2 separate regions of the Homo sapiens genome follow, and region 1 is linked to region 2. A link is a contact called in ENCODE Hi-C or POLR2A ChIA-PET data. All regions are on one chromosome and are shown on one strand. The core of a region is the stretch at or near the end of the contact, and the rest is flanking DNA. Distances in the headings are between cores, read along the strand shown. Region 1 has its middle 21 kb from the start of LGALS3BP. Region 2 holds the start of TIMP2 (TIMP metallopeptidase inhibitor 2).

Region 1 (4,942 bases), core at 1,453-3,952, 33 kb before region 2:
CACTGCGCCTGGCTGCAGTGAACTATTTCTTAACAGCAGCCTCCTGGCTGTTGAGGCATTCACACCCCAGGTTCTAGCCACACCCTTGCACAAATACACTCATGAACTCCCTGAAAAGGCTGGGCTTCCTCGTGCCCCACTCGTGTGGCCCATGGAGGTGGCTGGGCCTGAGTGAGAGCTGGACAGAAATGGTTTGATGTGGCAGCAGCTGGGCTTCTGAAAGAATGTCACTGGGGTGAAGCCAGGAGCTCGAAGCCAAGCCTGTGGCAGTTGCAAAATGCAGAGGAAGAATGCAGGCCTGTCTTCCACACCTCCCTCCTGCTTACGCTAGCGCTCCAAGTGTTACATGTGTGTTCTGTCTGCACATATGCACACACCATATGTGTGCATTCACCCATGTGCATTCAAAAGCCCAATTCAGGAGATTCTCACAGAGACTCCTCCAGGCCAAGCTCAGGGGCACCAGGGAGAGGACTGGGGGCTCTGTTTGCAAGGGGCTCAGTCAGGGCTGTGAGAGAATAAGAAATATATATTCTTATTCAAAATATTCTTATTCAAAAAATATATTTTTTTGTGGGTTTTTTTTTTTTTTTTTTTTTTTTTTTTGAGACAGAGTCTTACTGTGTCACCCAGGCTGGAGTGCAGTGGCACAATTTTGGGTCACTGGAACCTCCGCCTCCCAGGTTCAAGTGATTCCCCTGCCTCAGCCTCCCGAGTAGCACTCACCACCACACCCAGCTAATTTTTGTATTTTTAGTACAGATGGGGTTTCACCATGTTGGCCAGGCTGGTCTCGAACTCCTGATCTCAGGTGATCCATCCACCTCAGCCTCCCAAAGTGCTGGGATTACAGGCATGAGCCACTGTGCCTGGCAAGAAATATATATTCTATTTGGTCTTTGTTCCCGGTTCCTGGGTTCCCAGCACAGAGCTCCTAAAACCCTTGAAATTTTCTGAGAGAGGTGAGAGAAGCACCTTTTGTTACTTATAAGGAACCCCTTTCCACCATCCTACTTATGCTAATGAGGTGACTCGGTGGTCCCTAGCTAGTCTCAAAATGGAGGCTGCTGCCCCAGGAACCAACCATGGGATTAGTGGGTTGAAATTTTCAGCCCCACCCCGACTTCCAGGAAGGCGGAAGGGCCAGGGATTGAGTCAATTACCAATTGTCGATGATTTCATCAATCATGCTCACATAGTGGAACTTCCATCAAAGCTTGAAGAGAAAGGGTTCAGAGAACTTCAGGGTAATGAACGAACCCATGAGCCGGGAGGCTGGCATAACGCGTACTCCAGGGGGACAGAAGCGCCTGCCCTGGATTCTGGACCTTGGTCTCTATGTGTCTCCTTCTGGCATCCTTTATCATCAACCTGAGGCCCTAAGGAAAGTTCTGTGAGCCCTTCCATAGCAAATCGCCAAACCTGAGGAGGAGGCTGTGGGAGCCACCAATAGCGAATCATCGGCCAGGAGTGGTGGCTCACGCCTGTAATCCCAGCACTGTGGGAGGCCAAGGCGGGCGGATCACTTGAGGTCAGGAGTTCAAGACCAGCCTGGCCAACATGGTGAAACCCTGTCTCTACAAAAACACAAAAATTAGCTGGACAACATGACTGTAGTCCCAGCTACTCAGGAGGCTGAGGCAGGAGAATTGCTTGAACCCAGGAGGCGGAGGTTCCAGTGAGCCGAGATCACGCCACTGCACTCCAGCCTGGGTGACAGAGTGAGACTCCGTCTCAAAAAAAAAAAAAAAAAAAAAAAAAGGAAAAGCAAATCACCAAACCTGAGGAGGGGGTCATGGGAGCCCCCAATAGCAAATCACCAAACCCAAGAAGAGGGTCATGGAAGCCTCCAATTTGTAGCCAAGTTGGACTGAAACGTGGGCAACCTGAGGACCCTCTGCTTATGTTCGGGGTCTGATGTGGCGGGCAGTCTTGAGCTCCTAACCTGTGGGGTCTGCGCTAACTCCGGATAGTATCAGGATTAAACGAACTCACGCCTATAATCCTAACACTGTGGGAAACCAAGGCAGGAGAATATCTTGAGCCCAGGAGCTCGAGACCAGCCTGGGCAACATAGTGAGACCCCCATCTGTACAAAAATTAAAAAATAGCGGGGTGTGGTGGCAGGAGGTGGGAGGATTGCATAGCTGTAGTGAGCTAGGATCGGACCACTGCGCTCCAGCCTGGGCGAAGAGTGAGACACTGTCACAGGGGAAAACAAAAACAAAAACTGGAGAACTACTCGGTATGGGGGAGGAAGGCCCACACGTTGAGTGTCAGAAGTAGAGACAGTTTTCATTTAGAGTCTAATGGGAGGAGAGGAGATAAACAGACCACAGCAGAGATGGAGAGAAAGATACAACTGCCAGGAGGGAGGGAAGGTGAGTTGGAGCCTGGCTGGAGGGGTGCGCCAGGGTATTGACCCAAAGACAAAAGGAGGGCGGTGTTCATAGATGGTCTGGGGAGAATCCAACATTCCAAGCAGTGGGAGTGGGGTCTCAGGAGGGCCAGGTCAGCCCATCCCAAGGGCTGGACTCTGGGCCATCACTGCACTGCCCAGAGTCAGGTGGGGTGAGTAGGGGCCTGAGTCATGCTGCCCGGCCCTGCTTCCTTATCAGAACTAGCTTAAGTCGGGGCAGCCGGGAGCCAGCCTGCAAATCTCTGCTTCACCCAAGCTTGCCAGTGTCTCTGACCCCCTCAATCCCCCTGAAGCAGGACCCAGTCTCCGGCCTTTCCAGCCCACCTCAGATCCTGGGGGCTACATGATGTCCAGACCTGACTCCTGGGAAGGGACAGGAATGCGAGGCTTGGTATTAGTTTCCTGGGTCTGCCTAAAGGACAGACATTTCCTGGGTGGCTTAAAACAACAGAAATTTTCTTTTCACAGCTCTGGAGACCAGAAGTCTGAGGTCAAGGGGTCTACAGGGCTGGTTCCTTCTGGGGGCTCTAAGGGAGACTCTGTCCCTGCCCTATCTCCCAGCTTGGGAACTCCCAGACGGGCTTTCGCCATGTTGGCCAGGCTGGTCTCGAACTCCTGACCTCAAGTGATCTGCCTGCCTCAGCCTCCCAAAGTACTAGGATTACAGGCATCTGCCACCACGCCTGGCTAATTTTTATTTTTATTTTTATTTTATTTTATTATGTATTTATTTATTTATTTATTTATTTTTTGAGACGGAGTTTTGCTCTTGTTGCCCAGGCTGGAGTGCAATGGCGCGATCTTGGCTCACCGCAAACTCCGCCTCCCAGGTTCAAGCGATTCTCCTGCCTCAGCCTCCCGAGTAGCTGAGATTACAGGCATGCACCACCAGGCCTGGCTAATTTTGTATTTTTAGTAGAGATGGGGTTTCTCCATGTTGAGGCTGGTCTCAGACTCCTGACCTCAGGTGATCCGCCCGCCTCAGCCTCCCAAAGTGCTGGGATTATAGGCGTGAGCCACTGCACCTGGCCAATTTTTATATGTTTAGTAGAGACAGGGTTTCGCCATGTCAGCCAGGCTGGTCTCGAACTCCAGACCTCAGGTGATCCCCCTGCCTTGGCCTCCCAAAGTACTAGGATTACAGGCGTGGGCCACCACACCTGGCCAAGAGCCTTGATTGTATCTGCGAAGACCCTATATCCAAAAAAAGTCACAGCCACAGGTACTGGTGGTCAGGACGCAGATGTATCTTTCTGGGGGACGGAATTCAGCCCACAGGAGGCTGCTCAGGGTTCCGGGAGTGCAAGCTGTTTTGCCATCACGTGCATTCTCTAATTCGAATCCTGCTGGCATTCAGGTGGATGCTGGGCATGGGATGGAGTCCTGGCTCCCAGGGGGACCTTCCCACACCCCCATCCTCCCATTGCAAGCCTCCTGGATGTCAGAGCCCATGGGGGCCTCCTGGGCTTCTTCTCTCACATGAACGTGCTGAGAGCTCTCAAGCCCCCCTGCCGCATGTGGAGCGGATGTTCAGAATCTGAACGTCTCGAGCTGTTTCCCGGGAGACGGCTCACTTTGAGATCCAGGCTCTTCGACATAACTTTGGCAAACCTCCACGTTTGGTGAGTCCCTTGGCCGCAGTCACCTCCTTGCATGGAGGACCAGCGCCAACCTCCGTGGGAGGTATCAGGAAGTGGCTGCAAATTTGACCTTAGAAATAGACAGCAAATTCAGTCAATTTGAGGATGCTGGTGGTGAGATTGGTGAGAGAGGATTTGAGTGAGTCATTGATCACAGCATCTTAAAAAGATCCAAGAGGCCGCATCAAAGAAACTGTGGAAAAGACAGATTTTAGCTTAATATAAGGAGGTGTTTTCTAACAGAGTGGGACAGAGATGAGACGGCTGGCGTTGGATGGGGCCCGTCCTGGAGGGCCCCCTGGCACTTTAATAAGGAGGTAGCAGCTCCTAAGACTGGGGCTTGGGACCCGAGGTCCAGTCCTTAGTTCCAGAGCTGAGTCCCTTCTCCCCCGCCCCGAGGCTCTTCTCTCTAAAACGGGGAGCCCTGATGACTTCTAAGCTCCTCTCCATCTCTCAACTCCCCCACCCTTAACCCAAAGCAGCTGGCCCCCCTAAGGTGGGATTTTGACTTGGGGACAGGCCAAGAGACAGTGTTTTGCTGCCTCGCTCACTCCCAGCATCCAGGCGACATCCCTCAGGCATCATCTGTTCAAGGAGCCCACCTGGGCTCCAGGTTCCAGGCCAGGCTTCTCAAGGAGCCAGCGCTTTCTAAATGCAGACCTGCTTTTGGGATTTTAGCAAATCAACACCCAGTTTTTTCCATCAGGTGAGTCATTCCACCACCCCAGGGCAGAGTCAGAGGTGGGGGAAGTGAAGACGAAGTCCTTGGCGCTTTAGCCTCAGGTCCCCAAACCTTCTCCCGGGCCCCATCTCCAGGCCGCCTTGTAAAATCCAGTTTCTGCCATTCCTGCGAAGTCAGTTTAGCAAGAAGCCCCCATCCTCC
Region 2 (4,476 bases), core at 946-3,445:
CCCAGGCCCCCCTTTCCTCCCAGGTACATCCCACATTGGCCCCACCCCCTTGGCTGTCAGCACCACAACTGCTCTAAGGTATTTATCACCCTAACATGTACCTGATCACTTATATGTAGAGCTTGTCTAAAAGACCGAGAGCCCCTATGCTACCTGTTTCTATCATGAACTGACAAATTGAAACACAAGTTCAACAGCATTTTGTTCCCCCTGTAACCAAAAAGAAGGAAAGAAAACGATGAAATGGCTGAAGGCAGCCAGCACATAACAATTTTCTGAATTAACTGTACTTTTAAACGTTAGCTTCAAACATCATTTTGTGAACGACCCAACTCTATTTCACGCTAACAAAAACCAAAAAAGTGACTTTGGATTTGTCAGGGTGCTAAAAATAACGGCATTGCTTATTTAACTTTTCTCAGAACTGTCTGTTACAAAACATACACAAACAGAAAGAAGCTGTTTTTCCATTCTTTCACTATTTTCCAAAGTTTCATACCTCAAGTCAGCACCGCACAATTTAGTGGGCAATTCTTTTTAAAAAAAAAAAAAAAAAAAACAAAAAAAAACAAGAGTCTTTCTCTGTCGCCCAGGCTGGAGTGCAGTGGCGCAATCTCGGCTCACTGCAACCTCCGCCTCTCGGGTTCAAGCGATTCTCCTGCCTCAGCCTCCTGAGTAGCTGGGACTACAGGCGCGCGCCACCACGCCCGGCTAATTTCTTGTGTTTTTAATAGAGACGGGGTTTCACCGTGTTAGCCGCCAGGCTGGTCTCGAACTCCTGACCTCGTGATTCGCCCACCTCAGCCTCCCAAAGTGCTGGGATTACAGGCATGAGCCACTGCACCCGGGCTTTTTTTTTTTTTTTTTTTCTTTTGAGATGGAGTCTCGCTCTGTCCCCCAGGCTGGAGTGCAGTGGCATGATCTCGGCTCACTGCAAGCTCCGCCTCCTGGGTTCATGCCATTCTCCTGCCTCAGCCTCCCGAGTAGCTGGGACTACAGGCGCCCACCACCAAGCCCGGCTAATTTTTTGTATTTTTAGTAGAGACGGGGTTTCACTGTCTCTACTAAATGCTAGCCAGGCTGGTCTCAAACTCCTGGCCTCAAGTGATCCTCCTGTCTCGGCCTCCCAAAGTGCTGGGATTACAGGCGCAAGCCACCGTGCCCGCCCTGATTCTTCCTGTGTCATTTTCCTGGGCTTCCCTCTCCCTAGCTGGACTGCAAACACTCTGGAATGCTGACCTGAGGGCTGGAGTGCTGACCTGAGTGCAGCAGTGTCCATGGAGCCCCACGGGGCACACACCAAATGTACAGGGTGGGTGCCCACAGCCGGGCACAGGCAGGTTCACAGCCAGGAAGCCCGCCTCACCACCCTACACATGTTCATCCCTTCATATGCCTGGGTCTTTCCTGGAACACAAAACTGTTTTGGGAAAAGTCCTTCGGCTCCCACATTTGTGGACTAAGAGAGGAAACTGTGAGCGGAACCCAGCCAATGCCTCTGCTGCGATCCTACTGGCTCCTGGGCGCCTGGGCCCACCCCCGTCTCTTGTTGGCTGGTCAAAAATATGGCCAGTTTATATAAAATCCTGTTTTGTTCACAGTAACCACACCCCCCACCCCCCAACTAAACTGGCCAGGCGCACTTAAAATTCTAAGGCCTCCATTTGAAAAAGGGATCCTGTCAGTTTCTCAATAGGCCACCCGCCCACAGAAACGGGGAGGTGGCGACAGGGAACGGCCCCTGCTCCAAAGGACACCCCTTGGCTCGCCCCGAGGCTGGGCTCGAAGGGACCCCGGGGTGGCGGGGGACGGAGCAGCGTAGCCCTCCAGAGTCGAGCTGAAGGGGAAAGGGTAGCGGGTGGGTCGCCTGGTGTCCTGGAAGAACGGGGCGCGAGTCCCCCGCGCTGAGTCAGGGACCCCGGGCGCAGAAGGCCACGCAGCGGGGACCGGGGTCGGGGGGCTGGGGGCGTCCGGGGACCCCCGCGCGGGTGCGGGTCGCGGGCGCCAGGTGGTGCGGGAAGCCCCCGACGTGCCAGGCCGGGCACAACAAAAGCGCGGGCTGGGGGGAGGCGCGGGCGGAGGGGGAGGAGGGGGCTGCTGGGAGCGCCCAGAGCCTGCATTGGCCGCCAGCCACCGGGAGGAGGAGCAGAAAATCCTCCGAGCGCAATAAAACTGCGGCCCGGCCCAAGCCCGCAGCAAACACATCCGTAGAAGGCAGCGCGGCCGCCGAGAACCGCAGCGCCGCTCGCCCGCCGCCCCCCACCCCGCCGCCCCGCCCGGCGAATTGCGCCCCGCGCCCCTCCCCTCGCGCCCCCGAGACAAAGAGGAGAGAAAGTTTGCGCGGCCGAGCGGGGCAGGTGAGGAGGGTGAGCCGCGCGGGAGGGGCCCGCCTCGGCCCCGGCTCAGCCCCCGCCCGCGCCCCCAGCCCGCCGCCGCGAGCAGCGCCCGGACCCCCCAGCGGCGGCCCCCGCCCGCCCAGCCCCCCGGCCCGCCATGGGCGCCGCGGCCCGCACCCTGCGGCTGGCGCTCGGCCTCCTGCTGCTGGCGACGCTGCTTCGCCCGGCCGACGCCTGCAGCTGCTCCCCGGTGCACCCGCAACAGGCGTTTTGCAATGCAGATGTAGGTAAGGAGCGGCGACCCCAGCCCCCGCGCGGGGCCCCACCTCCCCCGCGACCCCGAGGGTTCGCAGACGCCCCGCCCGCCCGCCGCTGGCCGAGGGACCCCAGCGCCCGCCTCCTGGTCCCTCGGCGCCTTCTCGAATCCTGCAAGTGGACGCCCAGAGCCGACTTTCTTTCCCCCCTCCCTCCTCTCCCTTTCTTTCCCTCTCTTTGCCGAGATGCGTCTCAACCTCAAAATTCCACCGAAATTCCGCCGCAGCTCCAGCCCCAGGAAAGGGAGCCAGTTTGGCTTTTGGCAGGCGGCGCGCCCTGGGATGCCAGCGCTGGGGGCGGGGAGCGTGGGGGACACGGCGTGGGGGCGGGGGGCTGGAGGACTGGGGACCCCAGGAAGAAACTTTCGCAGATAAGGTGGGAGTTGGGCTTCTCTGGGCTTGGGGCTGGGTGGGGAAGGGCTTCTCTGCTGGGGCTTCTCCCACCAGCCCCATTTGGGGGCTCCCCGATCAAGCCAGGGTGGGATGGAAGCCCGCCCTACCCGAGGCAGGTTCCACAGGCCCAGAGGGGCAGGTGAAAAAGCCGGTGGCGTCTCCTGGCGTGGCTCCTTGCTTGCGCCCTGCCCAGGAGGCCCTGCAAACTGGCTGGGCAGGGACCGGGACCCCCGAATGTTCCGCTTTTTCGGGACGTCCACAAAAGCTGGAGACTTTGGTGACCGGACCCGGCACGTGGGACTGTGCTGCTGCTCAGATTCCCCAGCAAATACCCATGACCTCCGGACTCCTAGCCCCCAAAAGACAGGCGCCATGGAGGGAGGCAGGAGGGGCCCAGTTATTTGTTCTGATCCATGGAGGGGGAGGACCAGCAGAAATGGGAGGAACCCGCTGGCTCGAAGTTTCCACCCTGGTCCTGCACCTCAAGCCTCTGCAGCCCTGGTGCTGGTCAGCATGGTTTTCCTGGGGCAAGTCTGGCTACACGGCAGGTGGTCTCGGAGCCCCCTGCCCTCCTTCCTTCTTATGTCTGAGTCTCAGTCGAGTGACCTGTCCAGGGCAGATGGAGCAAGGCGGGGGCCCCCTCACCTGCCCAGAGTGGAGGTGGGACTTTCTGTTTCTCCTGCTGTCAGCCACGCCCTTCCCATACCCCGCCCACGGCTTCTTGCCCCACCCCGGTTAGCCCTAGGAGCTGCGTGCCCAGCTGGGGAAGTTTTCAGTTGCACCAATCTATTGAGATCACAGGTCTCAGGTGGCTCAGGCCACCTGGGCGGAAGGCTTGGTGTGTGCCTGTGTCAGTTTCCACAAAACCCAGTTTGGGGGAAATGAGGTCTTTTCTCCAGTTTAGCCTTGGTGCTCAGCAAGATTTGTGGGTGAAGGAGAGGTTCCTTTGATGAGGGAGCCATAATGGGCCTTTCTCTGGGGGTCCACGAGGAGTGCAGGCCTGTCCAGGCTCCTTGGCTCACCAGCACGTGCTGGGGCAGGATGTAGCCAAGGCCCAGAAGGAGGCTGTGGATAAAAGGACCTGGGAGTTGGATTTGTAGGAGTTGGGCCTTGGGACCCCTCCCCCTCCCGCCCCCCCCCCCACCCCGCCCCACACACACACTCCTCAGCTGTGTGGGAGAATGTCCAGGCAGCCACTCTGTCCTTGCTTGGCATAAGTTAAGGCGGCCACTGAGCTGGGAGCTGTTTCTGCGTGGGGTGTGGATCCAGGATGGCAGAGGGTGGAGGGCTGCAGTGCGTGCCTCCCGCCTCCTTCATGCTCAGCGCAGCACTCTCCTCTTCTGGGTTGCCTGGCATTTGTGTCTAAATCTTTGCATCAAAATCATCCTGTAGCTAAAACTTTTCACCCCATCCCGGCTCAGAGGCCCAGTCAG

What was found. Hi-C counts contacts between places; a loop is a spot of excess contacts on that map. ChIA-PET counts read pairs that join two places held with the same protein, here RNA polymerase II (POLR2A). Pooled maps may share reads with other maps.
Region 1: a loop to region 2 is called in a map of PC-9, with 2.8 times the contacts of the local background. The contact joins the enhancer-like site here to the promoter of TIMP2 in region 2. A Hi-C loop is called at or near these places in 7 of 168 maps with a recorded cell type or tissue (CD14-positive monocyte, Caco-2, HepG2 and 3 more) and 5 of 50 pooled maps. POLR2A ChIA-PET finds 5 or more read pairs at or near these places in 12 of 52 experiments (A549, AG04449, BJ and 8 more).

The regions. Positions count from the first base shown.
Region 1 is chr17:78,956,397-78,961,338 of GRCh38, reverse strand. No RefSeq gene overlaps it. Among named protein-coding and RNA genes, the nearest start is that of LGALS3BP, 21 kb to the left of the region's middle. Within about 2 kb of position 2,702, at least 3 of the 41 ENCODE cell types and tissues checked have a DNase peak (open chromatin) inside an H3K27ac peak, as active enhancers do; they include PC-9, where a contact is called at or near this core.
Region 2 is chr17:78,923,106-78,927,581 of GRCh38, reverse strand. It overlaps TIMP2 (TIMP metallopeptidase inhibitor 2), which reads left to right and starts at 2,195. Exons shown (of 5, transcript NM_003255.5): 1 at 2,195-2,623. The coding sequence starts at 2,494. RefSeq lists an enhancer at 3,966-4,035.